Regions from separate parts of the Homo sapiens genome. Here region 2 is linked to region 1. A link is a loop called in an ENCODE intact Hi-C map of the cell type or tissue named here. Cell type or tissue: A673. All regions are shown on one strand. Links, peaks and the distances in the headings refer to the core of each region. The heading gives the core; the rest is flanking DNA. Region 1 overlaps LINC02438 (long intergenic non-protein coding RNA 2438). Region 2 has its middle 280 kb from the start of SLIT2.

The links. Hi-C counts contacts between places; a loop is a spot of excess contacts. Peaks named below come from ENCODE experiments on the same cell type or tissue, not always from the same donor. Only the 100,000 strongest peaks of a DNase experiment are listed, where the experiment ranks them.
Region 2: a loop joins it to region 1, with 2.2 times the contacts of the local background. A loop is called at or near these places in 2 of 110 quality-filtered maps.

What each region holds. Positions count from the first base shown.
Region 1 is chr4:19,300,701-19,317,397 of GRCh38, reverse strand. The region is part of intron 2 of LINC02438 (long intergenic non-protein coding RNA 2438); the gene reads left to right. Among named protein-coding and RNA genes, the nearest start is that of LINC02438, 150 kb to the left of the region's middle. In A673, for the core only: a CTCF peak has its summit at 7,913 (motif pointing left); a DNase peak (open chromatin) is centred at 7,837.
Region 2 is chr4:19,962,897-19,979,593 of GRCh38, reverse strand. No RefSeq gene overlaps it. Among named protein-coding and RNA genes, the nearest start is that of SLIT2, 280 kb to the left of the region's middle. In A673, for the core only: a CTCF peak has its summit at 9,903; no DNase peak of the experiment used is centred there.

The DNA of each region.
Region 1 (16,697 bases), core at 5,459-10,458:
CACCCATCTTCCTGAAGTAGGTCATACAACCTAGAATAATTCTCTGAGCTTTTTCTGAAATAGATTATAAGACCCTCATTCAAGAGGTACCCTCCCTGTACCCAGAAGAAAGAAAGATCTTTACCTCTGAAGACAGAGGACAGAGAAAAAAAAATCTAAATGAATAGGCCTTGCTATGCACCCAACCTGCCATTCAATCATACCCCCCTTTACATCAATCACCATTAAATCATATCCTCTTTGTCTAATTATGTTTCTCCATGACTACCCACTTCTTAATTCAACCTAGCATAAAACACACAGGTTTACCTGGATTTTGGGACTTCATTTCCTTATAAAGTCTCCAATGTCATATAAAACATTGAACACATTTGTGTGCTTTTCTCTTCTTAATCTGTCTTTCATTATGGGGGCTTCAGCCCTGAACCAAACATGGGAAGAAAAGATGCTTCCTTTCCCTATGCAATCTTGACAGGCAGAAGAATCAGGCAAATCCAGGCAGGCTACTCCCAGAGTCTGTTTTTCACCACCATGCAATATTTTTGCCATTCTCATAGAAAATAGCTAAGTGAGCAGACATGTGCAGTGGAATAAGCCAGAGCATTGAAATGTGCTCTCTTGCATTGCCTCTTGTAGTGTTTTAAATCAAAGTTTGCAAGCTTCCCTGATTTGGATCTCAAGAGCACTTGATGGATATATGTTGGCTGACCAATCACCTGAAATTGTGAAGATACTCTCTAAATAATTTCCAACATGTTGGCTATTGGAAGTGTTAATAGTAGAGGAAGAAAAAATGTCCAACAGTCAGAGCCCACCACACTGGAGAGCTAATCTCACAAATATTAGTAGGAGGGATGACCACCCTGGTGGACTTTGACATCAAAGAGGGCTACTATAATTGTGGTTATGGTGAACCTTCCCACCTTTGTAGTCTTCCAATGAAGAGATACGTGAACCACCTTGCTCCTAGCCAAGTTCACAATTGGGGAGCCACAGAGGTTCCTTCAGGAAAAGTTAGAACACTTTTAGTTTCACAGTGAAAGCATTTTATAGTTGAAATGTTCTTGGAGATGTGAGCTAAAGGTGCAATAGAAAATTAAACAAAATTGTCAAATAAACAAAATAACCACCACCACACCCCCTGAGGCACTGATTTGTGAAATATGGGATAACTAACTATAAATACGGTCAATTTCTGTCTCATGTCATAGGCAGCCTGCTATTGTAATACAATAATAGTAAAGTCATAGTTGGCCAAAGGAACTTGGCTATTGTGGGAGCCTCACTCCCATTTTCAGTGTATTCTATTACACAAGTACATAAAAAAGTTATGGGGCTGAGGGCAGCAGAGGCCACTGAAAACACTTCCATGACTAGAGACTTGTAGCTTTCAAACAGATTCCACAATTATTCTATTGGATAACTAGAAGCTATCTTGTTGCTTTTATTAAACCTGAAGTATGTTAGTTATAACTTAAAATAGTAAGAACAATGACATTTACATTAAAACTATACAATCAAAAGCTAGTCTACCAGAGCACAGGTGTTGGAAGCCAACTGACTTTCTCTGTATTCAGCCTCCACCACCTACTAGAGACGTGGGTTGAGAAAGTCACTTAAGCTCTTTGTTGAAGTTTCCTCCTGGTAAAATTTAGATAATAATATTGCTAACTTCTTAGGATTATGATGTGGATTAAATGAATTAATACATGTAAAGTTCTTAAACAGTACTTGACATATTCTGAGAATGATATGTGAGTTATTATTATATTATTACCCACCAGAAAGATCTTGACATACCCACCAACGATCTAGGTTTAGAAAATGGTACAGGCTACATGTGCAGTAAGAATTCAAAAGCAGAGAGCAATCATTGTAGGGCTGAATACATTAGGTAGTAACCGTCTCCAGGCTAGACTTTGGTATAACCAGTAACAAAATGGAGATGGAATCACCTGTCCTCTCTGGCATCGAAGAGCTATTGTGATAATCAAATGAGAAAATGTTTGGGAAAAATTTTATAAACGTATGAAACATGATAAGTATGCAATTTAGTAGTATTGTTACAATTATCATTTTATGAGAAGCCTCAAGGAGATGGCAGACCTTGAAGGAATAACTAGAAAAAGTTTTTCTACTTCAGGTAGAGGCAAGGTTCACAAATGCAGCCATTCTCTATCAGGGGCCAGGCCAAAATTGTAATTCAGTCTTTTTCTTTAATGATAAAAATTAAAAGGAAAGAAAGATACAGAGATAGAGAACAAGAGGGAATTTACCCACCCGAATATGTACTCAAAATTCTTTCCACTTACTCGACCTCTAGGGTCTAGGATATGAAACTGTCATCTACTGGATTACTGAGATGCCTGTCAAATCCCTTCAGAGAGTGGAAGCTAGTCCTCCATTGCACTATTAGTCTCTGAGTGTTATAGTGTTGTCCTTGTAATAATCCAGTCTCTGAAATCTTCCCTTCCTGAAATGTCTTAAATACCAAAGGAAAATAACATTTTAATATAATTCCCTCAAGTCATATAAGGGCTAATATTATAAATGTAAAAAATATATATATATGTACACATACACACATATATATGCATGTTCATATACACACATACATATGATACACATATAAATATATACATGATATATATGAGACACAGATGTTTTCATCAATATAATTACCATCATCATTGAAAGTATTTCTTTCAATGTAAAATTAAATTTTATTGTTTCTTTTGGTGTAAGATTTTATTTGCCAGAAACTTTCTGCAAATTTTTTATTATTGGGTTTCCTCTGGTTTTTAGTTTTAGTTTCAGTTTTTTAATATATCTTCATGTTTACTGATTTACATCATTAGATTATTTATAAAGTTAAAAATTATAAAAATAGATTTTAGGATAGTTAATTGAAAATACTCTTCAGGCTCATAGATGACCTGATGCATTTGATAAAGAATAAGAAATTAGTAGTAAGCTCAAGTAGAGATTATTTTGAATTGGAACTCCTCTGGTACTGATTTATTGAGCCAACTACATAGGCGTGACTTGGATCCATTAAGTTTAATAACCCAGAAAGTTTGGAATGACTTGTGGGTGTCATTGCTTTCTGTTGCTCTGTACTCAATTTCTAGGCTGGATCATCAGGAAAAAAACAAAATGAAGAAAATACTTCACTTTTCTTGTTTTAAGACTTTGAACAATCTATTAGGCAGGGAGCCAAATTTTCCCAGGGCATGAACTATTCCACTGATGTAGGGTGAACCTAGAAAATGAAATTTACCACATTAACAGACTGCATTTGGAGAGATTGGGACAGTATACAAGCTTCAGAATCAGAAAAAAACAGATTTAATTCCAAATTCTGCATCAGTCTTTGTTCTTACCACAGGTTCCTTAATCTCTTAACCAGATTAATAAAAGATTCTAACATCATAAGGAGGTTTTGAGGTAAAATGAAGATACATATGCCAAAATATCTTATAAATTCTAAAGCAGTTTAAAAACAAAACTTTATTTTTCTGGGTACAAAAAGTATCAGAAAACTGCACTGCTCCTGAAGTCTATGTGAAATTGTGTGTGTTGGACAGTGGTGTTTCTCACATGAGGAGGCAACTATGTTTATGTAATGTGTAAAAGCTCCATTTCTGGAGGTTTGAAAGACCCAAAGATAGCACTTTGGAGCTTCTGGTTTTATGCTGAAGTTTCCTATTGGAATCCTCAGCTGACTTTGGAGGTTATTTATTCTCTCTAGTGTTTCTGCTTTTGTTTAACTTTGGGACACTGATTTTTTTTTTCTACCGTGTCTCCTCAGTATTCCAATAAATAAGATTTAAGAAATATTTTATTTTCAAACACTTTATTGGTTTTGATTGGATGGTCATTCAGGATACATAGACCATCATGCTACTGGAAATAGAGGTTCACCATTTAAGTCAGAGCTGAAGTAACAGCATACCTTCTTATGTGTAGATCTCTACAAATTTACACCTACACAATCTTAAACATCAGTATTTCACTCTTCAGTGGCTGATCATTGACTTTACTGAATGTCGTACATGTTCAAGGGAATATCCTTTCCCTTACTATGTTACTATCGTGTTCTGAATCACAATATCTGTTCTGTGTTTCCCTCACTCCTTGATTTCAAAGCAATGTCTTCAAGCCTAAAATGCATCTATCTTCTAACCTCCCTTAAAAATTCAGTTACATATTTTAACCATACAATATACATAAGAGGGTGCATGCAAACTGGTGCGGGGAGAAGGGAGGTGGGTAGGTTCAGACTGACTTTATCCCTTTTGGTTGAATTCTTATTATTGCTTTTCTTTTTATTATTATTATTATTTTATTTTTTTCTAGACGGAGTCTCGCTCTGTCTTCCAGGCTGGCACAATCTCAGCTCACTGCAAGCTCCGCCTCCTGGGTTCACGCCATTCGCCTGCCTCAGTGTCCCGAGTAGCTGGGACTACAGGCGCCTGCCACCACGCCTGACTAATTTTTTGTATTTTTAGTAGAGACGGGGTTTCACCGCGTTAGCCAGGATGGTCTCGATCTCATCACCTCGTGATCTGCCCGCCTCGGCCTCCCAAAGTGCTGGGATTACAGGCGTGAGCTACTGCACCCGGCCACTTTTCTTTTTTTTATAAGCTACTTTGCTTAAAATAGGAACGACTACATATTTTATATCTTTGAGAGACCGTATTTATATTTTATCAGAAGTTTATTATTTTTTGCTTTAAATATTTGTATATTAGTCCATTCTCACGTTGGTATAACAAACTACTTGAGACCTGGTAATTTATAAAGAAAAGAGCTTTAATTGGCTCATGGTTCTGCAGGCTGTACAGGAAGCATGGCTGGGGGCCTCAGGAAATTTACAATTATGGCAGAAGGGGAAGGGGAAGCAGGCACATCCTACTTGGCTACAGCAGGAGGAAGAGAGAGCAAAGAGGGAGGTGCTACACACTTTCAAACAACCAGATCTTGTGAGAACTCACTCACTATCATGAGAACAGCAAGGGGGAAGTTCACCTCCATGATCCAGTCATCTCCCATCAGGTCCCTCTCCAACAATGGGGATTACAATTCAACATGAGATTTGGGCAGGGACACAAGTCCAAACCACATCAGTTTGGTACAAAGAAGGATGCTACAGTGAGTTTGATTTTTATTATAAGTAATAGTAAAAGGAAAATACCAGAAAATTGCATTCGCAAATGTTTGCTATTGATACACAAAATAAATCTGAGATTCAACTTAAAACAATATCTGTTAATAAACCCATTCATCCTTCTAGTCAACAAAGAAAACCTGCATGGACCACCAAAGACATTGGATGTACCTTTTCATCTCACACTACACCTTCCTTTCATGTCATGCACACAGAGAACCAAAGCAGACATGTGCTAATAAAAAATATCTAAAACACATTCTCTCTTCTGTTTTCCAATAAAATTAATGGGCACTGAATGGCAATTTTCCATGTCCCTAATCTTTATTATGCCAGGAGTTGCACTTGTCATTGTCAATGTTGATCTTTTAAACTCCTTTTTGGAAATGGACAGACACTTTAGGTGACGATGATGAGAAAAATGATTTCCAATAAATGAGATGCCTGCTGGAGGAGGAATAGATATTATGGACAGGTGGATTCTGAGGGTCTCCACATCAAAGCTGTTAGCTGACTTCTAAAATTATCTCTGCATTTTATGGTTATTCAGCAAATCTCTTCTCCCAATAAATAGATCCCCTGTGCCGCTTAAAAAGGCCATGGCATTCATTTCACTCCATTTCACGGAACAGGAACAGCTTGTTGCTGAGATGAATAAGAAGTTAGCCCTGCTATCAGCTGCTTTTTATCCTGCATTTATAAGATGATTGGAAATTTTATAGTAATGATCTCCTCTGGCATTTTTTCTGATAATACTTTTTAAATCTATTGGATGGCAACTTTTTTTCCCCATAAGGAAATCAATTTAGGGTAGTTATTTACTATACATCACATACACACATGATTTGTTTGAAACTGACTACAAACTAGACCTCACCAGAATTCTATTTTCTTCTTTTTTCTTTTTTTATCCCTCGGTGGTTTTGCTGCAATAAATGACTTTAACTCCCTAACGGACTTTTTTTCTAGTCTCCTACCCCTAGAGCTTTCTGTCATCCTGAAGCTATCAGGGAAATCCAAACTTGGAATTTTTATTTTATCCAACCTGTCATAGACTCTGTTTCTGGACCCAGGGGATTATTTTGACTGTGTGTGTGGAACTTCAACTTCATTTTGAATAGAAATCCAAGACTAAACTTGAATTGTGCAGCTTGGTCTTGGACAAACCCTGCCAAATGTTTCTGGTTGAGAGAATTGATAGTTTGCCTTTAATGAGAAAAGTTTATTTCTAGATCTTTTAAAGACGCTATCTTGTCATACTAAAGCAATCATGACAGTGTGTTAAAGAACACAGGTCCTAAACTAATAACTACTTGACATAGCTCTTTCCTTTGTTGACCTGATGTGGCTGCTAATAACCTAAAAGCAGCCACTGTTGCTAAGGATTAAACCATGAGAAAAAAGCAAACGTAAAAAGCAACAACCAAAAAAACAAAAACCTAGTACTCATGATCCCTTCATTTAAAAACTGTCAGGAATGGTATTGAACCAAATTTCCTAAGAATAACCAGTTTTTCTGTGCGTATAATTAACTCTGCTCACTTAAGAGTTATATTTTATATTATAAATAAAAATAATTGCTTTAAGACTGCTTCTGAGTTGGACTTCCTCATTGAAAACATATCCTCTCTGCTTTACACTATATGCAGCATCCTACATCAATGTAATAGAAAAAAGTTCAATTTCCTTCAAATACAGGAAATAGGCTTGGTACCTGTGCTGTATTCATAAATATGTCATCTCATATCCACTACCCTCCCAACAAATTAAAGGTAATTTGGTACAACAAATCATTACTATTCACTCTAATTCTGTAATGGACTGCTAGAAAAATTGAGAACTTGGATGAACTATAAACTTACAGATTATAACAAGTACTTTGAGCCTGCCAAAAACTATAGATTGTGTTGGATCAGTAAAATCTACTGGTTTAATATTTTCAAGTATAGCTTTATATACTTCACCCTAATTTTAATCATAATTTCTTCTTCAGGACAAAATATTTCTCTTTTCCTAGTATCTATTTGTTAGTTTTTTTCCTGAAATCACAGATGAATACCAAAGGCAATTATGTCATCATAATTATCATGAATAATGTTTATTTAGTATTCAACACTGGAGAAAGATTTATTGAATCATAATAGCAATTATAAATTTTCAGACATATTTGCACATATTTTAAAGCATTTGTTTGATCATCTCTGTTGAAAACCTAGGAAAGAAAAATCCTAATGTCCAGGTTTAAACTATCAATTAAAATTTTCCAACCTGATGTGCCATTCATTTTCAATATCATTCCCATAGCTGATAGGTTCAAAGTAGAACCACTGCCACCTTTATATTAAGAAATGCTGTTAGAATGATGTTTTTCTTGCTTCTCTACTCAGGAAACTTCGAATGCAGATTCCTCCTTTGATTGGCCAAAACCTTTTGAACTTTTAGAACATTTGGTGTGTCTGAGTTCCTATTTTGGTCCCTGCCAGGAAGATTCCATCAACTTCTATCTGTGTCACTTATCCTCTTCTGTTGACTTAGCATTTCCTGAAATACAGTCTTCACTGACCTAGTACTCCAGGAAACACCAATTTAGCATGGTAAATTATCATTTTCATTGCTGCCTCAGCATTTCCGGCAAAGATCTTTTTCTCTCTTTTTCTTAGTCTCTTCTGTCAGAGAGCCATGGTTTTGAGGTGAATTTAGAAGTTCAGGACTATTACAGAACATAATGACAGGATGCCCTCAAGTGGTAACAGTTACTCTACCCAGAAAGCTCTAAGTGGTTTACAACATGAATGCACAATTCATCCTGTGGCCTCCTCAGCAGAGGTGGGCAGCATTTTGACAGCTCGTAAAAGCTGAAAGAAATGGAGAAGATATTAAATGTACTTGAAAGGAGATAAAATATATTTAACCAGAAGGAGTATTCTGCATGCCTCAAATTCTTATCCTTAAAACATTGAGACTCTTCCTGTCTACCATTAGGTTTTTACAGCATCTCATTGGTTATGAAAAGTGTTTAGATATATTTACTAGGATGATTGACCTTAGAAATGGTATATTTCATAAAGACCTAGGTTCCACTATTAATCACTCTGAACTTCTCATCTGCAAAGTCACAGTGTAATACATGTGTAAGATTAACATAAATAATGCGACTGTCATGTAGAATGTTGTCATATAAAGTAGGAACACAAGGAAGGATCATTTTAATGCAGTCCCGTTTCTCACATTTATCATCATCAATAATAATAGAACGTAGGAATATTAACTCAGAAATCAGAAGGAAAAACTGATATTTGAAAAGGACTAAAAAAATTAAAATGATGAATTCAAATTAATGTCACAATATGTAAGAAAAATAAGGAACCTCAAACTAAATATTTTCCTAACTCAACTTTCTGTTTTTGTAGCCCCAAAATCTCTATCTTGTTTTGTTTTTCATTCTATTAAGAGGATCAATTCTGGTTAAAATATTCAGTTACTCAAGCCTGCAACCTCGGAATCATACTTGAATCAGCCTTTTCATTTCTCACTTGAATTGTTTGGTTTTCTGAATGTTTCTTCCATCTGTCACCTTCTTTCTACTGCTATCATGAAAGCCTTAATTCAGGTCTTCAGCTGTTTTCATATAACTGGTCTTTTCAGCATCCATCTCTTCTTACAGGTTGTAGTATGTGCTCAATCTAGAAACTATTGTGTTCTTAGCACCTTGTAGGTAATGGTATTAGAGTGAATAAGAGACAATATAAAACTGAGTTCCTTAGCTCAAGACCTTAGTCTCACTTCCTATCTGAACCCTCCTATCTTTTAAAAAATTCTTAATAGCTGTGATTCGCCTAGTAGTTATTTGGTTATTGTGTCCATTTCTGAACTAAATCTGTCCTCTACAAACGGAAGTCCAAAAATACTCCATATCTAGAGTTTTATTAATTTATCCTCACTGAGAAAAAAATGAGGTTGCATTAACTTTGAGATACCAAGCTATACCTTGGCTTTCCACTCAAGTACATTCCAGAAAGTAGCAAATTTAAACCTCAACCCCACAGCTGAATAACAAAACAGATTTTGATCTGTTTTTTTAATAGTAACTTTTCCCTGAATAAACTGCAAAAAAACTAAAAAATTAGCCACACAAAGGCTGAAAAGTTATTAATGCCTTTACTTTCTGTGAATAAAGGAAGTAGTCTCCTAAAGAGCTGTTAGAAATCCACATTTTCTTTCTTCTGTTTTCCATAAATGAAGTTCCATAAATATTTAAGGCATCAATATCACTGCTGTGTGGAAGAGTGCATATAAGGGGGTCTTTCCTGGCTTTTAAGACATTAAAAGTATAGGTGGGAGAGAAAAACAGTAACACTATAACAATTTAAAAGTAAAACTAATTAAAATTGAGAGAAGGTATATTAATCCAATTTTACACTGCTGATAAAGACATCTGAAACTGGGCAATTTACAAAACAAGAGGTTTCATGAACTTACAGTTCCACGTGGCTGGGGAGGCCTCACAATCATGGCGGAAGGCAAAGAGAAGCAAGTCACATCTTATGTGGATGGTGGCAGGCGAAGAGAGAGCTTGTGCAGGGAAACCCCCCCTTATAATACCATCAGATCTTGTGAGACTTATTCAGTGTCACAAGAACAGCACAGGAAAGACCTGCCCCATGATTCAGTTACCTCCCATGGGGTCCCTCCTACAACATGTGAGAATTCAAGATGAGATTTGGGTGGGGACCCAGTCAAACCATATCAGGAGGTAAAACAGAATAAAAGGAATCAATCAAAAAATTTAAAAAGGATGGGGAAAGTAAGAAAAGAGAAGGGAAAAGGAAAAAAGAGAAAGAAAATGAATTAGTAAATTTGGGGATACAAGTGAGTGTTACCAAAGCGTTATTATCTCTCTTTAAGTCTTGGGTTCTTGGAGTTATGACAAACAAATATTATTCTGAGTTTTCTTTAAAATTATGCTTTTTTTCAGTCAGAGTTATTAAATTTATTTGAAATAAGCCATCATAAACTTGTTAAGCATTACCCAGGATAGCATTAGATAAATGGGTTTTGCTAATGTGTATGAAAACTCCAGAAGGTAAGCTTTCACCATAAGAATGAACTAGAGCTAAAGCACTTCTAGAAAACTCAGACCCTTTGAAAGGCTCATTCATTTATTATAAAGTTTGAACATATTTTACAGTGTTATTTCAGTGAAGAATCTCCCTTCCTCAAAATGAGTATATATTTTACTTACGTTTTAAGATGTAAGAATTGAAAGGGACCCATAAAGATAGTTAACTCAAAGACCCAAATGAAATAGTACTTAATACACCTCTGACATGTAGTTTTCACTTCTGTCTTTATAACAAGAAAAACAGAAAACAATCTGAGGAGACAGTAGAATTCAGATAGTTGTAGTAGAGATTGGCTTACCTGGAGCAGAAGCTACTGAAGTCACGAACTTTTAGGAATAGTTAGATCACAATTTTGACAGATTGTTGGAGGCTCTGTATGTACTAACATGACAGTGAGAAACTCCTGAAAGTCATAGTTTTAGAGATGCCCTCTTACTTTTTGTGGTTTTAACTTTTAAGTATCTCTCCAAGTTCTCACTGTAAAGAGCCAATAAAATCCCCTCATGTCTCTGGCAGAGGTAGAGTAAGAGTAATAACGTGAAACACTCAGTGTTTTCTCCAAGCCAAAGGCCTACTCTCCAGGGAAATAGTTTACCAAACTTATTTCACCTGAGGAAAAGGCATGCCTCCCATTCTCGCCCCCTGTAGCCTTCCTATCTCACCAAAAGAGGCATGAGGGCAAGGGAGTGGCAGGGGAATATATTATTGGAGAAACATCTGTGAAGTTCACAGTCCCTAGACATAGGCCCAGTAAAAGAATGTAATTTAATCACAAGATTATAGAACATTTGTTCTCCCTCATACCTTAACACCACCACAACAAGGCTCAAATATAACAGTGGATTACAAATTAACACGCTTCAAGACCCAGACTCTATTTAAGGAGACATTCTTAGGGAAACCTGAAGAAAACAAGGGAGGAACAAAGAGAAAAAAAAAAGACACCACACAAAAGTAAACTGAAGCTTCTTGTCCCTACAGGTGCAGCAGTCCTTAAACACTGCACAACTCCTACCCAAATTAACAAACATGTCCACAATAAAATTGTATTTACCTTAATTTCTGTAAACAATAGCTGCCTGGCTTTCAATAAAACATTACAAGACATAGCAGTGCTCTATTCCCACCCCCAAAAATATTCTTAAGCCAAGAAAGCATTATAAACAGACTCACTTATGACAGAGATATCCAAATCATCTGATAGGAAACATAGATGTAATTAATAAGTCAAGAGCTCTAATTTTAAAAACTAGATAAGTGCAAGAACAGATGTGTTACGTAAGCAGAGAGCCAGAAATTGAAATAATTGTTTTAAATGATAGAAATCAAAAGCACTAATGAATGAAGAATGCCTTAAATATACTCATCAAGAACTAAACATGATTGAGGGAGGATCACTGAGTTTGAAGTTAGATCAATACAAACCTTTCAAAACAAAATGGAGGGAAAACAAAAGGAGGAAAAGTCATCAAAAAGAACATCCAAGAATTGAAGAATTATAGGATGATACAAAAGGTCTAGCACATGCATAATTGGAATTCTAGAAAAAAATAATAGAGTCAAAAAAACTTAAAGCATGGCCAAACATCTTACAACACTAATAACAGACAACAAGTACAATCTAGGAAGCTCAGAGATCAGCAGAATACATATTTCCTCCATGAAGACAAAAAAAAAACAAAAAGAAAAACAAATTTATTTCTAGGCATATCATATTCAATCCACTGAAAGCCAGAGCCAAAGACCATAATGAAAGAGACCAGAGGTCGGGGAAAATACCTCACCTATAGATGAACAAGGATGAGAATTAGGGCAGATTTCTTGTCGGAAATCATGCAAATAAGAAAAGAACAGAGTTAAATATAGTCATGCACCACATAACAATATTCTAGACAAGAACAGACTGCATGCATATATCATGGCATTCCCATAAGATTATAATACTGTATTTTTACTGTACCTTTTGTATGTATAAGGGTTTAGATACACAAACACCATTGTGTTATAACTGCTTAGGGTACTCAGTACAGTAACATGCTGTACAGGTTTATAGCCTAGGAGAAACAGGCTACACCAAATAGTCTAGGTGTGTAGTAGGCTATACCAATGAGGTTTAGTTAAGTACACCCTATGATGTTTGCACAAGAAAGAACTCACCCAATGACACATTTCTTAGAATGTATTGCTGTTTTTAAGAAACATATGATTGTATGTAAAGTTAAAAAAAAGCAAAAACACAGCCTTGAATTTTGCATCCAGTGAAATTATCCTTCAAAAGTGAGAGAAATAAATGTTATCTGATTAAAAACTAAAAAGTGGAAAGAATTCATTAGACCTGCAGATCTATATTTTAAGAAAATATATCTAAAAGTTTTTTAGATAGAAGAAATATATTAAAGGTCAGAAAGTTGTATCTATATAAAGGAAGAAAGATCATGGGTGAAGAAATCAATATTAAAATAAATACTTTTTTATGTTTACTTCATCTATAAGAAAACTATTTAAAGTAATAATAGTAACAGTGTACTGGCTGATGACTTCATATGGATAGGTAAAATGAATGACAACAATGGCATAAATATGGGAAGGAGAAATGGTCTAGAGTTATTTGAAGGTAATTTGATTTGTTTAAAATGTGTATTTAAACTTCTAGGACAACCAGTAGAAAGTATTTAGGAAGAAATACAATATGCTAAGAGAGAAGATAAAATAGAATCATATAAAATGTTCAATTAAAATCAGAAAAGGCAGAAAAACAGGGGAAAATATTCCTTTATATATCAGTCAGGACTGTATTACCATGCCACTTATTTTTATAAATGAAATTTCATTTGGACACAGTCACACTCCTTTATTTACACAATGTTTATGCTGCTTTCTTGCTACAGAGCAGGGTTGAGTCATTGCAAAAGATACTATACGTCCTAGAAGGTCTAAAATATTTGTTATCAGTCTTATTGTGGAAAAAATGGATGATTGACTTCAGATAAAACTATATAGTCCATATTCAAATTTCATTAACTGCCCCAATAATATTCGTTAAAGCTATATATTCCAGGATTCAATGCAGAATCTTTCACTGGTTTACATGTCATTTTTCTTTGGTTTTCTTTTGTGTCTTTTTTGATCTTGACAGTTCTGAAGTGTACATGCCAGTTCTTTTGTAGAATTCCCTTCAATCTGGGTTAAGATTTATTTAGACATTTTTTCGAAGTATAAAAAGTGATATGTCCTTCTCAGTATATCACAACATATTGGTTTTTCCCAATAGTGGAAATTTTTACTGTATTTCATCCTAAGTTTTCCAGTTTTTCCTTTGTATCTGATAGGAAACTTGTGAGGAGATGTCATGGTATTATGTAAATGTCTTGTAACACATTAAAAATTCACTCACTAGTTTTTGCATCTAGTAATAATTTTCTACCTTCATCATTCCTTCTGTATTTTTTATTTGATATTCCCTGTAAGGAAGAGCTTTCATCTTTGTGTATTTATGTATTACTGTTTAATTATTTATTTATTTACTATAGGCCTGAGGATTTTTATTTTATTCAATGAGCTATAATACATTGCTGACATTATTTTGATTCTCAAGTTTTTCCAGTTTTGGCCAAGAGCTCCCTAAGTGTTCATAGTTCCTGTGTCTTATTGGTAGACTCTCATCATGCATAAGTACTTTCTTAATTTCTGGTCTAGTAAGATGCTCAGACACCTTGCCTCAATCTTGGATTTAACTTTTTCTCCAAGGATCTATAGTTCTTGTCACTGGAGAGGGGGATTATAAACCAAGATTTGAGCACTAGTTTTTCACATTATTAATGACTTGCCAATGGCTCTATTCCCCCTCAACATACAGAGCTGGAATACACATGCAAATACACACACTCATGTGTATATAAATATATGCATATATGCACATATTAAAATATTTTCTTATTTCTATCTCTTTCTCTGTTATATGTTTACATGTTTATGCAGAAACATAAAATGATTAATTTAATTATATTTATCTGTGTATATGCATATACATATATATGTGTTTGCATGTATACACATATATATGTGCATATACATTTTATGTGTGTGTTTGTAAAACATGAGTTCATTCTGGGACTTTCAACTTCAATCTGATACTCCAGGGTATATTCAGTGAGATATATATATATGTGTGTGTGTGTGTGTGTGTGTGTGTGTGTGTGTGTTTATATACATATGTGTGTGTATATACATAATGTATGTGTGTGTGTGTGTGTGTGTGTGTATGTATACATGGAACTTCTTTATCCAACAGTGAGAAACTTAGCTCTCATTATATTTAATATTATTTTACACATTTCTCAAGCCAAAAATTCTCAAAAAAATCATTTCTGCATTTCTAACCAATATCATTGTAAAAACAAAATCTACTAACTAGAATTTAAAATTTGGTTATACTCCCTTTGTAATGAGTAAGGTAAAATATACCTGTATATATATCTTAATTATTGCAGTTAGGTGGGTTTTGACAAATGCATACTTCAGTATAACCTATGCCATTGTCATGATATCGAACATTTCCATGTTCCAAGAAAGTTCTATTGTGCCCCTTTGCAGTCGACAAATCTCCTGAAGTAAATACTTTTCTGATCTTTCTTCAATACAAGTTTTTGCCTGTAATGTTCATGTGAATAGATACACACAGTACAAGTATATAGTCTGTGTCTGTTTTATTTTTCTAATCATGTACAGAATTCAGGCCTATTGTGCCATGGGTCAGTAGTTTGTTTCTTTTTATTGCCCAGTATTATTCTATCATTTGTATACACTATAAGTTATCTTTTCTTCTTAGAATAACAATTAATGGCTGTCATAAGAAGTCTTATATCTATGCATTTGCAAAAAGAAAATCCCCTCAGTCCAGTTTCTGCCACGATTCATCTTGATTTTCCTTCTTACACCCAAAAGAATAAGAGGAAATGTCAAAGGAAGCAGATTTATATTCTATTCCATATTTGATCCTTATTCGGCAGCATCTGTTATCTGACTTGCCCCCCATTCTTGTCAAAAATTCAATGTCAGTTCAGGAAAAAAAATATTACCAAACACACAAAAAATTATGTTTCCAGAAAAAGCAATTTGTTGTTCAGAAAAATCACAAGAACTTAGCTCAGCATCAGTTTAAATCTTTGAACATTGTCTTTTAGGCATGCCCTGTAAACACTGCTATTTTCCAACTTTTATCACACTTTTGTTGGAGAATAAACTATGTCCCTTGCAGGAGGGTTTAACACCGTGTTAAATAAAGGTAAACGGGTTAAAAATAGTTGCTTTTTCAGTGCTCATTTACTCTGGAATTTATTGTGTCAATATGAACTCTGAGGCTACACAGGAATGTGGCAGAATTCCGCAACACTTTCAAAGCTGATTTGAATGTAGAACCTGAGAAAAACGTATTCTTATAGGCCAGTGTTCTGCAGAATCATTCTGTTTAAAAGCCTTCTTTTACCCAACCATGTAGATGATGGTGCTTAATTATTCCCATCTCATCAGGAGTATACTACATTCTGACTATTCTATGATAAATCTTCTTTGGCTCCTGTTCTTTACTAGTTTTCTGATAGTCTCATGCTTCTCCAAGCCTATCAGTGTCACAATTCTAAGCTCTACTTACAGAAAATCATTTGCTTACCTATGTCATAGACACAGATAGTTGTCTCTATCCAGCTGAACCAGTCTCTGTGGAGCTCTTACTATACCAACTTCAGCTCTGGTCTCATCCATATCTTCATAGCTTCTTGGTTCTTTTCACACTCAAAGCTTTATGGGCTGAGTGTCCGCCCAGGCGTGCTACTTGGTAAACCAGATGTCCACTGAAGTTATTTAACTTAAAGGGATTGAAATAAAATTGGATCATGGCATCATCTCATGAAATATGGAAAATCTCATTCCCTTCTTCAAGATTTCTTTGAATGTCTACTGACTGAATTTCCTGTTTCTGCTGAGCTCCAGATCCCAACTTCTGTCTCCTTTCCTAGAACTCTTCTTTCTGTTTTAAAAGAAAAAAAAAGTGCAATAGATACTTTCACTTGATCCCACTATACCACTGTTCAAGTGTTGAGAGCTCTGACTTTGAGATCCACCATTTTCCAATTTAACGATTTTCCAAGACTTTATGCTTTTCAGTTAACTTTGCATCTTCTATCTTTTCAGAAATTTATTTTTAAAACATGTAAAATGCAACAAAATGAAACAGCGATTTAAATTCATGGCAAATTGTCTCCTAAACTTCAAGCTCACTGGACCTAGCATCCGTAGTTCCCCACACATTATTACTATGGTGCTATTACAGTTCCTTCTTCTAAAATATTATAATTGCTTTCTCTAAATTATAAAATATCTTTCATTTTGTCTTATTAAATGTAGAA
Region 2 (16,697 bases), core at 7,915-12,914, 660 kb before region 1:
AATCGCCTCCCACCATGCCCCACCTCCAACAGTGGGAATTACATTTTAACATTAGATTTGGAGGGAACAAACATCGAAACCATATCATTCCATGCCTGGCCCTCCACATCTCGTGCCTTTCTCACATTTCAAAATAAAATTATGCCTTTGCAATTGATCCGCAAAGTCTTAATTTGTTTCAGCATTAACTCAACAGTCCCAAGTCAAAAGTCTCATCTGGAGGCAAATTCCTTCCATCTACGAGGTTGTGCAATCAAAAATAAGCTGTTTACTCCAAAAATACAATGGTGGTATAGGAACTGGGTATACATTTCCATTCCAAAAGCAAAACATTGACCAAAAGAAGGCAGTAATAGGTCTCATACAATTTTGAAACCCTGTAGGGCAGACATCAAATCTTAAAGCTCCAACATAAGCTTTCACACCATGTTCTGCATCCTGGTGTGTGGAGTGAGCTCCAAAGACCTTCAGCATCTCTGCTCCTGTGGCCTCTCAGGGTACAGGTCACGTGGTTTCTCTCATAGGTTGGAGTTGAGTGTTTGGAGTTTTTCCAAGAAGAGGGTCTAAGCTGCTAGTGAATCTATCATTCTGGGGTCTGGAGAGTGGTGGGCTCCTTGTCACAGCTCCAATAAGCAGTGTCCTGGTGGGGACTCTGTGTGGGTGCTCCAACTCCACATTTCTCCTCCTAGTACAGTTTTTCTGTTGGGGCTCTGCCCCTGTGGGAGGCTTCTGCTTAGGTACCCAGGCTTTTCTATACATCCTCTGAAATCTAAGTAGAAGCCCCCAAGCCTCCTTCAAGCATGCATTCAAACAATCTGCAGACTTATCACCACGTGGAAACCACCAAGGCTTATGGCTTGCACCCTCTGGGGTGGTGGCCCAAGATCTACCTTGTCTCCCTTGAGTTAACAGCAGAGCCAGAGTCGCCAGGATATGGGGAGCAGTGTCCTAAGCTATTCAGAGCAGTTGTACCCTGGGCCAGGCCCCCAAAACTATTCTTTCTTCCTAGGTCTCTGGGCCTATGATGAGAGAGGCTATCTCAAAGACTTCTGAAATACTTTCAAGGCCTTTTCCCTATTGTTTTGGATACTAGCACTTGGCTCCCTTTTAGTCATGCTAATCTTTCTACCAAATGGTTCCTCCTCAGCCTGCTTAGCTTCTATCTCTACCACTGGACTACTCTGCAAATTTTCCGAACTTTTATGTTCTATTTCCCTTTTAAATATAAGTTCCAAATTTAAGTCATTTATTTGTTCCTGTATCTGACTGTAAGCTGTTAGAAGCAGCTAGGCCACATCTTGAACATTCTGCTGCTTAGAAATTTCTTCCACCAGATACCCTAAGTCATCACTCTTTAGTTTAACCTTCCACAGATCTCTAAGACATAAACACAATGTGGCCAAGTTCTTTGGAAGGGTATATTACAAATAATCTTTACTCCAGTTCCCAACAGCTTCCTCATTTCCATTGGAGACCTCATCAGCCTGACCTATACTGCTCATATTTCTATCGGTATTTTGGTCAAAACCAGTTAACAAGTCTCTGAGAAGTTCCAAACTTTCTTTTTTTTCTTGTTCTGAGCCCTCCAAACTCTTAGAACCTTTGCCTCTTACCCAATTCCAAAGCCACTTCCACATCTGAGGGCAATTTTATAGCAATATGCCACTCCTCAATACCTGTTTTCTGTATTAGGCCATTTTTTGCCTAACTATACAGAAAATAGGTTTAATTGACTCACAGTTCTGCAAGCTGTGTAGAAAACATAGCACCAGAAACTGCTTGGCTTCCAGTAAAGCCTAAGGAAACTTATGAGCATGGTGAAAGGCAAAGGAGGAGCTGGCATGTTACATGTCAAGAGTGGCAACAAGAGAGAAAGGTGGGTGCCACAGTGATATGGTTTGGCTCTGTGTCCCCACCCAAATCTCATCTTGTAGCTTCCTTAATTCCCACATGTTGTGGGATGGACCCAGTGGGAGATGATTGAATCATGGGAGTGGGTCTTTTCCATGATGTTCTTGTGATAGTGAATAAGTCTCATGAGAGCTGATGGTTTTTAAAAATTGGAGGTTCTCTTTTCTCTTCTCTTCTCTTCTCCTCTGCTGCTGTGTGAGATGTGCCTTTCCCCTTCCACCATGATTGTGGAGCCTCTCTAGCCATGTGGAACTGTAAGTTCATGAAACCTTTTTCTTTTGTAAATTGCCTAGTCTCAGGTATGTCTCTATCAGCAATGTGAAAATGGACTAATAGAGTAAATTGGTACCAGTAGAGAGGGTTGTTGCTGAAAAGATCATGAAAAATGCAGAAGCAACTTTGGAACAGGGTAAGGAGCAGAAGGTGGAACAGTTTGGAGGGCTCAGAAGAAGACAAACATGGGAAAGTCTGGAACTCCCTAGAGACTTGTTGAATGGCTTTGGCCAAAATGCTGATAATGATATAGACAATGAAATTCAGGCTGACATGGCCACAGATAGAGATGAGGAACTTGTTGGGAACTGGAGCAAAGGTGACTTTTGTTATGCTTTAGCAAAGAGGCTTGTGGCATTGTGCCTCTGCCATAGAGATTTGTGGAACTTTGAATTTGAGAGAGATGATTCAGTTTATCTGGGGGAAGAAATTTCTAAGAATCAAGGTATTCAAGAAATGACTTGAGTGCTGTAAAAGGCATTCAGTTTCAACAGGGAAACAGAGCATAAAAGTTAGGAAAATTCACAGCTTGACAATGCAATAAAAAAGAAAATCCCATTTTCTGAGGTGAAATTCAACCAGTTGCAGAAATTTGCCTAAGTAACAAGGAGCCGAATGTTAATCACCAAGACAATGGGGAAATTGTCTGCAGGGCATGTCACAGACATTGCAGCACAGGCCTGGAGGCCTAGGAGGAAAAGGTGGTTTTGTTGGCCAGGCCCAGGGTCCTCATCCTGTGTGCAGCCTAGGGACTTGGTGTCCTGCATCTCAACTGCTCCAGCCGTAGCCAAAAGGGGCCAATGTAAAGCTAGGGCTGTGGCTTCAGAGGGTGAAAGCCTCAAGCCTTGGCAGCTTCCATGTGGTGTTGAGCCTGTGAGTGCACAGAAGTCAAGAATTGAGGTTTGGGAACCTCTGGCTAGATTTCAGAAAATGTATGGAAATGCCTGGGTGCCCAAGCAGAAGTTTGCTGTAGGGGTGGGGCCCTCATGGAGTACTTTTGCTAGTGCAGTGCAGAAGGGAAATCTGGGGTCAGAGCCCCCACACAGTGTCCCTACTGGGACACTGCCTAGTGGAGTTGTGAGAAGAGGGCCACCATCCTCCAGATCCCAGAATGGTAGATCCACTGACAGCTTGCACTATATGCCTGGAAAAGCCACAGACACAATGCCAGCCTGTGAAAGCAGCCAGGAATGGGGCTATATCCTGCAAAACCACAGAGTTGGAGCTGCCCAAGGGTGTGGAGCCCATCTCTTGCATCAGCATGACCTGGATGTGAGGCATGGAGTCAAAGAAGATCATTTTGAAGCTTTAAGATTTTGCTGCCCAGCTGGATTTTGAACTAGCATAGTGCCTGTCACCCCTTTGTTTTGGCCAATTTCTCCCATTTGGAGTGGCTGTATTTATCCAGCGCCTGTACCCCCATTGTGTCTAGGAATTAAATAACTTGCTTTTGAATTTACTGGCTCATAGGTGGAAGGGACTTGTCTCATCTCAGATAAGACTTCAGGCCATGGACTTTTGAGTTAATGCTGAAATGAGTTGAGACTTGGGGGACTGTTAGGAATGCATGATTGGTTTGGAAATGTGAAGATATGAGATTTGGGAGGGGCCAGGGTTGAATGACATGGCTTGATCTGTGTCCCCACCCAAATCTCATCTTGTAGCTCCCATAATTCCCACGTGTTGTGGGAGGTATCCAGTGGGACATGATTGAGACATGGTGGCGGGCCTTTCACAATGCTGTTCTTGTGATAGTGAATAAGTCTTATGAGAGCTGATGGTTTTAAAAAGGGGAGGTTCCCTGCACAAGCTCTCTTCTCTTGTCTGCCGCCATGCAAGGTGTGCCTTTCACTTTCCACCATGATTGTGAGTCCTTCCCAGCCATGTGGAACTGTAAGCCCATTAAACCTCTTTCTTTTGTAAATTGCCCAGTCTCAGGTATGTCTTTATCAGCAATGTGAAAATGGACTAATACACACAGTCTTTTAAACAACCAAGTCTTGCATGCACTACCAGAGTGAGGACACATTCATCACCAAGGGGATGGTGCTAAGCCATTCATGAAGGATCCACCCCTATGATCCAATCACCCTCCCCCCAGGGCCCACCTCCAACATTTGGAATTACATTACAACTTAAGATTTAGAGGGGACAATCATCCAAACCATATCAAACATCCAAACCATATCATGCCCTCTGTGCATGTCTATGTACTCATTTTCCCTTTGGTAGGAATATCAATCATATTAGATTAGGGTCCGCCATAATGATTTCATTTTAACCTAACTACCTCTTTAAAGTGCCAATCCCAAATGCAATTACACTATTAGATACTGGGAGTTACAACTACAACATATAAGATTTGAGGGAACACATTCCAACTCATGATGCTCTCTATTGTTCCTTCTCATAGTGTGCTATACTTTTCATTCCATTTATAGTATATAAATAAAAATTTATATTTGTGTTTTTGTGTTCGTTAAATGTTTTGTTACACATTAGTAGCTGTTTTTTTTTTTTTTAATTGCCCTGGCCCTACAACAATGCCTAGTACCTGGTAGGAGAACAAGAAATAGTTGTTAAATAAATGAATATACTTCTCTGAAACTTACTCTCTCTTTCCTGATCAATATATGCCATCATTTGGTGAACATACAGAAATTTATTTACCATAGACAACATAATATACTTTAAAAGTATATTAGTTAGAGATAGCCAAAATATTCAGGAAGTTATTACTCATTTATTTTTAATTTTTCCTAGTATTAAGTTAGGCCATGTGAAATCGCAATTTTTGTAGATACAAAAAAAGATGAATAAAGGCAATTTCATATTGCCCAGCTATTTAAATGAGCCTCTTTCTCTCAAGTTTTCTGTCATTTTGAAAAAAAATTGTTTGAGACAAAAAATGTTTTGTTCAATTTTCAGCCATAACAACCTTGCCTAGGTTACTGTTTTGTACTCTCCCTAAACAATGCCTCATGCTAAACTTTGTCTTTCTTGGACAATTAGTCCCCAGAGCTCAAATCTCTTGAGAAGGACTTAGGTTGGAGGATTTATCCACTACCACCCCATACAGTAACTCAAACTCAATTACTCATCCTTTATTCCTAGAGGCTGTGTTGCAGGATATCTGAGAACCAAAAAGCATCATTTTCTCTCATCATTAAGTTAATTCCCATGGGCTGGGTGTGGTGGCTTATGCCTGTAATCCCAGTACTTTAAGAAGTCAAGGCAGGTGGATCACGAGGTCAGGAGTTTGAGACCAGCCTGGCCAACATGGTGAAATCCCGTCTCTACTAAAAATAGAAAAATTAGCCAGGCATGGTGGTGCATGCCTGTAATCCCAGCTACTCAGGAGGCTGAGGCAGGAGAATCGCTTGAACCTGGGAGGCAGAGGTTTCAGTGAGCCAAGATTATGCCACTGCACTCCAGCCTGGGTGACAGAGCGAGACTCCGTCTCAAAAAAAAAAAAAAAAAAAAAAAAAAAAAAAATATATATATATATGTTCCCATGAATGGACACATGCATCCAACTCTCACACTTTAAAATAAATCCTTCCTATGTATATCCTGAATTGCCTCACACCTCCCAAGAGGTTAGGTTACTCTTCATTTGCCATTAAACTAATTATTGTCTCTCTCCCTTCCTTCATCTCTCATCCCTCTTCCCTCCTTCCTTCCTTCCTTTCTTCCTTCCTTCCTTCCTTCCTTCCTTCCTTCCTTCCTTCCTTCCTTCCCTCTTTAAAATATCATCCTTGCAATGTGTTCTAGAGATACAGTGTTGGTCCTAAATGAATTGCATGTGTTGAGTATATAAATAAACAGTTACACTGTATGGTGTAAATGTCCTAATAGAGCTCTGCACAGGGAGACATACAGAGTAGCATGACAATGGTGCCTTGAGCCAACCTCCTAGATGGGGCTTGGGTGGTTAGGCAGCTTCCTTATGGCCATGATAATTAAGCTGAATGCCTATTTTTAACCTCACTGACACTCAGTGTTTTCTCCCGTGGCAAGGTCTTTTCTAGGTTATTCCTTATGTTGAGAATACTTATTTTACTCTTCTTCATTTATTTACTGTAAGTTTTGTAGATCTCAGCTGAAGCATTATCAGTTTCTTAGAGAGGACTTTCATGTCTAGAAAAAAATCTGTATAGTAAAGGAATAGGTAGCTCTGTGTATATCTCCTTAGTAGTTCTTAGCACAGTTGCAGTTTTACACATTTGTGTAGTTAATTGATTAATATCTGCCTTTCCAATCAAGTATTGAAATATTATGAATTTAGTGGTCTAGCTACTTCACTACCTGGAATAGTGCGTGGAACATCATACAGATTCAATGACATTTGTTGACTGAGTAAATAAATATAAAGATACTAGAAGGAGGTGTTGAAAGTAGTGATGATGGAGGCAGTATTTAGAGTTGAATAGGACATGCAAAAAGAGAAAGCTTTTTGGGTAAGGGTCTGAATGTGGGAGAGCACAATTTGTCAGGCAATCTAAAGATATGTCAAATAGCTGAAGCCCAGATACTGTGGAGGTGAGCAAAGGCCCAGATATTGAAGATTTTGTAAATTTTTCAGACTGTTTCCTCTGGACTTAGGGTGAGAGAATTTGTTTCATTTTCTTTACATAGAAGATAAGGATTATAATGAGATTTATATTTTTATAAAGATTGCTCTGGTTGCAGTGTGGAAAATATATGGACAGCAGTGTATCTCAAGCTGAGGAGCCTTATTCGGTGATTGTTGAAAAAATTCAAGTGAAAGACATGTGGCTTCAGCTATGAAGAGCTCTGTTACTTCAGCAAGAGGCATAACAGGAATTGGTGATTGGTTGAACAGGGTTCAAGGGTAAGATGGAAAGAGAAAAAGAGAGCAACAAAGCGATCCCAGGTTGATACCTTGAGCTCCATAGGGATGATAATGTAATCAGTAGGATAGAAAATGCAGGGGTATAAGCAGGTTTGGAAAGGAAGGAGACGAGTTCAGTCGTAGGCATGTAAAGTTGGTCTGTGAGCTAGCCAAGTGAAGTTGCTCAGCAGGCAATTAGAGGTATAGGTCTGGAGTTTAGAAGGTAGGTATAAACTTTGTGGCATAGGTGGAATTCTCTTTGGGACACAATGTAAGCCAAAAATTTGGATGCAAATGATTTATTAAGGAAGTGAATGAAGCAGGGCAGAGAAAAGAAATAAGCCAAGCACTAGAGTTATTTCTGTTATGCAGCTTCTACCCAATATGCAGAGATCTTTACAGCATAAATCATACCTGAGAGTTCATCCCAAGGAAATCAAAGGACCTAGGTCTTATACCCTGGAGTGTAGAGAAATGAATACATAAAATTCCAAGGTACTTCTGGCATTCCACGTGAGTGAGTCAATTCTAGTGGCCATGGGAAATCCTCTACAAGTCATAGGTAGGAGCTGTTGACAGCAAAGCACACAGAAACTAGAGGATAAGCACACAGAGGGATACAAGTCAGTCTGAGTAGGTCACTAGCAGTATTCATTATTGTATAGACATATATTTTAGGACCAGCAGCTTACACAACATAACTGAAACCATGGGAAAGGACAAGATCTCCTGTAAGTATCTAGAATGAGAGGAGAACAGAGCTTAAAAAGAGAGATGAAGTGAAGTTAATAAAAATTGAGAAGTCTTGCCAGTAAGAAAGGAGGAAAGACAGGATTGCAGTTCAAGGCAGCTGAAAGAAGGAAGTGTCATTCTTGTGACCTTAGATGCCTGACTTTCAGTAGTAAGAGTTCTCTCTTATCTTTTTCCAAAGCTCTACATAATTAGGAGTCCTACATAAAAACAAATTATATGGTTCTGATAGCTCAAGATTCCTAAAATGATTTTGAAGATGGGGTTGCTGAAGGACTCTCAGCATAAAGGTCAGTAGAGTGCAATGAGTAATGTTGAACTGAGACAATGGAGGCATGGGTCCCAGTTCTAGTGCCATTATCACATTGATTTTAATTTTAGACAGTTTGCCAGTAATCTCCAGAATTCTTTCTTCAATAATAAAATGACTTGGTTTGTCATGACTCTAAAATTCTTTATTGTGAAACTCTAAGCCTGGCTAGATACGTTACAGGTAAAGATTAAAAAAAAGAGCAGGTGCTGTAGATTTAATTAATGAGTAAATTCAGTAATTCAATTAATATTTATTCAGCACCTGCTCTGATAGAACATGGAGGCATGACAATAAATACAACTGACAAGTTCTTTGTCCTCACATCTAGCAGAAAACTGTCGAGTTATAAAGGTAATTAATGGATTCCAGTTGCAATAAATGTTATAAAGGAGGACAAGGTAATAGAAGATTATATAATAGAGGAACCTAAACTGATATGGTCAGTTCAGGCATGGGAGCTGGATTGAATAGTTTTCAGGCCTATGAAGGACATTCTAAATTTGGTTAAAATTAACTTTTCCTAGAAGCTCTTCAACGGTGCAATTTGATACATAGTTGGGATTTGTGGTCATATCTTGGGAAGTATCAAAGACCTGCATCTTGGGTATAATTAAACATGGGCATGCTCAATGGGATGGCAAAAGCTATTCGTGTATTTAATAAATATAATCCTATAATTTTTTTATTGGGAATTCATACTTTTCATGTACCATTGTTGGTTTTGGAGTTTATAGCAGTAAATAACACATCCTACAAGGAGAGGCTGACAATAAACAAGATACATCAGGTAGGTGTAGGTGCTATGATAGTAACATATGTAAATGTTTTCTATATATTCTGCTGAGGAAGCAGGCTACCCTTTTCATTTGGAAGTGCTATGTCGTGGGCCAGTTGTTATTAAATGTATCTATTATTTCTTTCTTCCTTGAAACCAGAAACTACATTTTTAGTTGAGCAAATAGCTGCTAAACATAAAGACTACTTCTCAGCTTTTGTGGCAGTCTTGTCATGTGATGAAGTCATTAAATATTTAATTTTCAATAAGTGTTAGGTAGAACTTCTGGAGAGGTTGCTTTAAAAGTGTTGGCTCAGAGACGATGTTAGCAAGACGTTGGAATAGAAAGCCTCAACCCTTGTTCCCTCACAGAAACACCAATTTAATAATGATATATAGACCCAAATACTTTTTGTAAGAATTTCTGGATCCAGTTAGGAAGTTATAGTACCCCAGGTGAAAACAAAGCTGAAGACATCTTCATTTAAATAGGTGAGAAGAGTAATTTCACTCTACCCACATCAGCTCTTCCTTCAAGACAGCAGAGCATAGTGATAAGAGAGAATGACCTGGTTTCTGATTTCTCCCTCTGGGGAAAAAAGAGAAGGGTAGTATATGTCCAATTCTTCGGGCTTTTAGAAGGTCTTTCAAAGGGACTGGTTTCTGTCTCACCTCAATTGTAATGTTGTCTTAACTGGCATAGTTTGGATGCCTGCAGGCTGCTGAGAGCAAAGAAGAGTAAAGAGTGGCTTAATGTGGCCAGCATGGCTCAATGAAATCAGGAGAAGACACAACTTGAGATTTCTCCTTGGGAGAAAGTGAGAAGTGGATTGTGCATCTGGTATTCTGGGTATTCAGAGGGATAATGAAGGGACTGGTATCTGTTTTGCCTGACTCGGTGGGCTGATAAGGAGTCTCCATAATTTGGATGACTATGGCTACTAAAAAGAAGGGTGAGTGGAGTGGCATGCTGCTATACAACCAGAGAACATGCAGTGATGCAGAAAGACACCAGAGGGGGTGGGAGATTACAAGCTCCCGATAAAAACATGCCCCTCTAATTGAGAAATTGCACACACACACATCCAAAGAAGATGCATACTTTCCATGAAAGGATTCAGAGGCCCCCAGAATCTCCAGCTGGCCTGATTTGTGAGGGCATTCTCCTGTATGAAGCCAGCATGTAAGACTGGGAATGGCTGTTTTTTCAAATGTGCTGATCATAGTACAAAGTTATAAGACATGGGGAAACAGGGAAACATGGCCCAAATAAAGGAACAAAATAAATCTTCAGAAACTAGTCTGAAGTCATAATTATATATGAATTATCTGACAAATAATTGCAATTAATCTCCATAAGGATGCTTTTCAGGGTAAATGAGAATGCCAACTAAGAGATAGGAAATCTCTATCAAAGACAGAGTTAGAAAGAGAGAGAAAAAATCCAAACAGAAATTTTGTAGCTGAAGAATACAGTAACTGAACTGAAAGTTTCACTAGAGGAGACCAGCAGCAGACCTAATCAAGGACAAAAAACGAATCAATGAACTCTAAAGCAAGTCGTTTGAAATTATTCTGTCAGAGTTACCACATCAATAACAAAAAAATAAAAATAAAAAAGAATAAGGAAAGCCTGCAAGACTTATGGAATGTTATCAAGCCAATAAGAATATGCATTATCAATCCAAGAAGTGGAAGAGACAGAGACTCAGAAGCCTGATGGACTCCAGGTAAAATGAACTTCAGGAAATCCACAACAAGATACATTACAATCAAATTGTCAAAAGCTAAAGATAAAGAGAATTTTGAAAGCATCAAAAGTTACTCATCACATACAAAGGATCTTCCATCAGACTGACAGCGAATTTCTCAGGAGATATCTTGCAGATGAGAATGGAGTGATATTCAAAGTGCTGAAAGAAAAGATATTGCCAAGCAAGAATACTGCATCTGACAAAATCATACTTAAAAATGAAAAAGAAAGACATACAGATAGACAAAAATTTATAACAATAATATCTATATTAAAAGGAGGAAAGACTTTAAATAAAAACCAAACTTTACATTTGCAAAAAATAGAAAAAAAGAGGACACAATAAGCCTAAAATTTGCAGAAGAAAAAAAACAGTAAAGATTAGGAAGTAATTTAAAAAATACAGAATAGAAAAATAATAGAAAAAATAATAAAGCTAAAATTTGGTGTTTTGAAAAGATCAAAAAATTGACAAAACTTTAGCTAGATTAAGAGTAAAGACAAGACTCAAATTAATGAAATCAGAAATGAAAGAAGAGACATTATAACTGATGCCACAGAAATTAAAAGGTTTGTAAGAGATTACTATGAACAATTATTTGCCAGCAACTTGAATAACCAAGAAGAAATGGATAATTTTCTAGAAACATACACCTTACCAAGACTAACACAAGGAAATAGAAAATCTAAACAGATCTATTTCTAGTAAAGAAATTGAATCAGTAATCAAAAAACTCTCAGAAAAGAAAAGCCTAGGACCAGATGGCTTCAGTGCAGAATTCTATGAAGCAGTTAAAGAAGAATTAATGCCAATCCTTCTAAGTTTCTCCAAAAAAAAATCAAAGAGGTGGGGGAACAATTTTAAATGTATTTTATGATGCTAGTATTACCCTGATATGAAAGCCAGACAAAGATGCTAGAAGAAAAAAATATATATAGCCAAATATCCCTGATAAATATAAATGCAAAAATATTTAACAAAATACTACCAAAAAGAATCCAACAGCATCTGAAAGGATTGTATACCATGACAAAATGTGATTTACATTTCTTGAATGCAAAAATGACTTAATGTACCAAAATCAATCATTGTGATACACTAGATTAATACAATGAAATATGAAAATCACATGATCATCTCAATAGATGAAGAAAAAGCATTTGACAAAACTAAGCACTCCTTCATGATAAAAAACTGTCAAGAACTGGAAATAGAAGAAAATTATCTCAACATAATACAACCCATATATAAAAGCTCACAGCTAACATCCTACTGAACACTGAAAAACTGAAAACATTTTATCCAAGATCGGGGAAGACTAAAGGATGCCCACTCTCACTATTTTTTTTTTTTTTTTTTTTTGGAGACAGTCTGACTTTGTCACCCAGGCTGGAGTGCTATGGCACAATCTCAGCTCACTGCAATCTCCACTTCCCAGGTTAAAGCAATTCTCATGTCTCAGTCTCCTGAGTAGCTGAGATTACAGGGATGCACCACCATGCCTGGCTATTTTTGTATTTATAGTGGAGACAGGGTTTCACCATATTGGCCAGGCTGGCCTGAAACTCCTGACTTCAGATAATCCACCCACGTTGGCCTCCCAGAGTACTGGGATTACATGCATGAGCTACTGCACCCGGCCTCCACTCTAACTATTTTTATTCAACATAGTATTGAAAATACTAGTCAAATAAATTAGGCAAGAAAAGATATAAAAGGAATCCAAGTTGGAAAGAAAGAAATAATGGTGCTAGGAAAATTGGACAGCCATATGCAAAATAATAAAATTTGACCTTTATCTTACACCACACACAAAAACCAACTCAAAACGCATTAAAGACTTAAGACCCAAAAGTTAAAAGCTGCTAAAATAAAATAGAGAAGAAAACCTTCAATAAACTGGTCTTGGCAATAGTTTCTTAAATATATCAACGACTAGAAAACAAACATACTCAAGACTACATCAATCCATAAATCCTCTACAAAGCAAAAGGAAAACAAAACAAACAAACATAAAACAGAATCAGAGTGAAAAGGAAACCTATTGAATGGATGAAAATATTTGCAAAGCATGTGATATGGTTTGGATGTGTTCCCACCGAAATCTCATCTTGAATTGTAGTTCCCGTAATCCCCATGTGTTGTGAGAGGGACCCTGTGGGAGGTAATTGAATCACAGGGGTGGTTTCCCCTATGCTATTCTCATGATAGTAAGTTCTCACAAGATCTGATGGTTTTATAAAGGGCTTCCCCCTTTGCTCGGCTCTCACTCTTCCCTTTTCTACCTCCATGAGAAGAAGGAACTATTTGTTTCCTCTTCTTCCATGATTGTAAGTTTCCTGAGGCCTCCCCAGCTCTGCAAGACTGTGAGTCAATTAAGCCTCTTTTCTTTATGAACTACCCAGTCTCAGGCATGTCCTTATAGCAATGTGAGAATGAACCAATACACTAAATTGTTACCAAGAGTTGATTATGGAAATGCCTAGATGTCCAGGCAGAAGTTTGCTACAGGGGTAGGGCCCTCATGGAGACCCTCTGTTAGGACAGTGCAAAAGGGAAACGTGAGGTCAGAGCCCCCACACAGAGTCCCCACTGGGGCACTGCATAGTAGAGCTGTGAGAAGAGAGCCCCAGTCCTCCAAACCCCAGAATGGTAGATCCATCGACAGCTTGCAACATGTGCTGGGAATAGCTGCAGACACTCAACACCAGCCCATGAAAGCAGCTGGGAGGGGGGTTGTACCCTGCACAGCCACAGGGGCAGAGCTGCCCAAGACTGTGGGAACCCACCTTTTGCATCAGCATCACCTGAATGTGAGACGTGGAGGCAAAGGAGATAATTTTGGAGCTTGAAGATTTGACTGCCCTTCTGGATTTCAGACTTCCTGGATCCTGTAGCCCCTTTATTTTGGCCAACTTCTCCCATTTGGAATGGCTGTGTTTACCCAATACCTGTACATGGAAAGTAACTAACTTGCTTTTGATTTTACAGGCTCATAGGTGGAAGGGACTTGCTTTATCTCAGATGAGACTTTGGACTGTGGACTTTTGAGTTAATGCTAAAATGATTTAATACTTTGGGAGACTGTTGGGAAGGCATGATTGGTTTTGAAATGTTAGGACATGGGATTTGGGAGGGGCCAGGGAGTAATGATATGGTTTGGCAGTGTCCCCAACCAAATCTTGCCTTGAATTATAGCTACCATCATTCCCATAATTCCCACATGTCATGGGGGGGATCCATTGGGAGGTAATTGAATCATGGGGTTATGTCTTCCCCATGCCATTCTCATGATACTGAATAAGTCTCATGAGATCTGATGGTTTTATAAAGGGGAGTTCCCCTACACAAGTTCTCTTGCTTGCCACCATGTAAGATGTGACTTTGCTCCTCATTTGCCTTCAGCCATAATTGTGAGGCCTCCCCAGCCATGTGGAACTGTGAGTCAATTATACATCTTTCCTTTATAAATTATCCAGTCTTGGGGATGCCTTTATTAGAAGCATGAAAATAGGCTAATACAGCATGCATCTGATAAGGAGTTAATTTCCAAAATGTATAAGGAACTCCTATAATTCAATAGCACAAAAACAAATAACTTGATCAAAAATAGGCAAAGGACTTGACTAGACATTTCTCTAAAGAAGGCATACAAAAGCCCAAGTATAAGAAGAGATGCTTAATATCACTAATCATTAGGAAAATGCAAATCAAAGTCATAATAAGGTATCACCTCATGTCTGTTAGAATGACTATATATATACATACATACATATACACACACACATACACACACACACACACACACATAAAATAGCAAATGTTGGCAAGGCAAGGCTGTGGAGAAATTTGATCCATTTTGTACTGTTAATGGGAATATAAAATGGTGCAGCTGCTGTAGAAAACAACATAGAATTTACTCAAAAACTTAAAACTGCTACTGCCATATGATAATATGATATAGCAATTTCACTTCTGGGTATTCATCCAAAAGAATTAAAATCATATTTTAAAGAGATAGTTGCACTTCCATTTCCACTGCAGCTTTATTCACAGCAACCAAGAGGATAAAAACAATCGAAATGTCCTTTGATGGATGAATGGTGCTGTGGTTTGACTATTTGCACTCTCCAACTTTGGAGAGTGGCAGCATTGAGAGATAGGCCCTTTAAGAGGTGATTGGACCATGAAGGCCCAATGGGTTAATGAATATATGGGTTATCATGGGAGTGGAACTGGTGACTTTAAACAAAGGGGAAGAGAGACCTGAGCTAGCATGCTCAGCCTTCACACCAAGTGTTGCCCTGCGCCACCTCAAGACTTTTCAGACTCCCCACCAGCAAGAAAGCTCTCACCAGGTACAGCACCAAAACCCAGGAATTCTCAGCTTCTGCAACTATAACAAATAAATTATTTTTCTTCATAAATTACCCAGTCTCAATATTCTGTTATAAACAACAGAAAATAGATTAAGGCAAATGGGCAAATGGATTTTGCCCATTTTTATAGCACATTTAAAAATGTGCTATATGCATACACACACACACATATATATATATACACACACATATCACACAATGGAATATTAATCAACAATAAAAGAAGAAAATTCTGTCATATGATACAACACAGAAGAACCTTGAAGACATTATGCTACTTCCATTAAACCAGCCACTATAGAACAAATACTACATGATTCCACCTATATGAAGTATCAAAAATAGGCATAATCATAGAAAGAAAATAGATTGGTGGTTGCCAGAGGCTGAGTGTAGGGAGAAATGAGGATTTTATTTTTCTTGGGTATTGAACTTTTCATGCAAGGTGTAAAATTTCTATAAAAATACTGTACCAGTTTGCTTATAGTTAACAATAGGGTATCATATGCTGAAAATTTTGTAAGAGAGAGAGAAAGAAGAACTGATTCAGATGAAAAGTACACTCTCCATATTACTGGCTAGAATGTTGATATGATGGTTTAAACTTCAGCCACCATGAGGTGCCTGGTGGGACAGTAGCTGAATCTTCTTTATTGTCTTTGAATCCTGGTGTACATATTCAGGCCCTTGTGCAGATCTGTATCAGAGTCTTCTAGGTCTTCTCAGATGGCCTGCATAATAAAGTTGTATGCTTGTGGGTTTGAGAGACTGATGTAGTGTCCAGTGCATCCTCATGGGTTCAATCTTATCCTTATGCATTCAAATGTTTCTTTGCTTTCCCATATCCTTGACTGTGATCCCTGCTGACTGATCAGACATAGCAGCAACATGGGCAACTCAACAAGTTCCCACAATTGTACAAGGTCTAATCCCTATAATAAATATCTTTATGTCCTTATGGTTGTTTTGCACTGCTAATAAAACCCTAACTTTTACATGCTGACAAGATGAATCAAACATGAACCATAAAGTGAAATTAAATATAGAATTTAGTGCTCAGGTTCACAGAATAGAAAGCTAAATAAATCCTAAGTCCTAAGTACTTTGTAGACACAACATAACATCCCTAGCCTGTCTACACCTGGATTTCATTTATATGATATAATAAACCAATGTTATTTGAGGATTCTGCTACATTCAGTTAACATAAGGTCTAACTGGTATAGAAACCAATTTAAATTATTGATTGGTTGTATTTGCTTGAAATGCTAAGAGGAGTAAAAATATTTAATAAGATTTCAAAGGCCATGTAGTTTTTCACTGGGAAAGTGCAATGGACTAAATGTTTTATATTTCCTCAAAATTCATATGTTGAAATTCTCACCCCACAGCATTAGGAAATGGAGCATTTGGGAAGTAATAAGTTCACAAGGGCAGAGTCTCTTGAAAGGGATTGATACCCATAAAAAAGAAGCCCCAGAGAGCTGCATTTCACCCTCCACCATGTGAGGATGCAGTGAGAAGGTATCATCTTTGAGCCAGGAAACATGCTCTCACCAGCCATTGTTTCTGCTGATGCCTTAATCTTGGACTTCCCAACCACCAGAATTGTGAGAAATGTCACTATTATTTATAAGTTAGTTAGCTTATGATATTTTATTATAGTAGCCTGAATGGACTAAGGCAA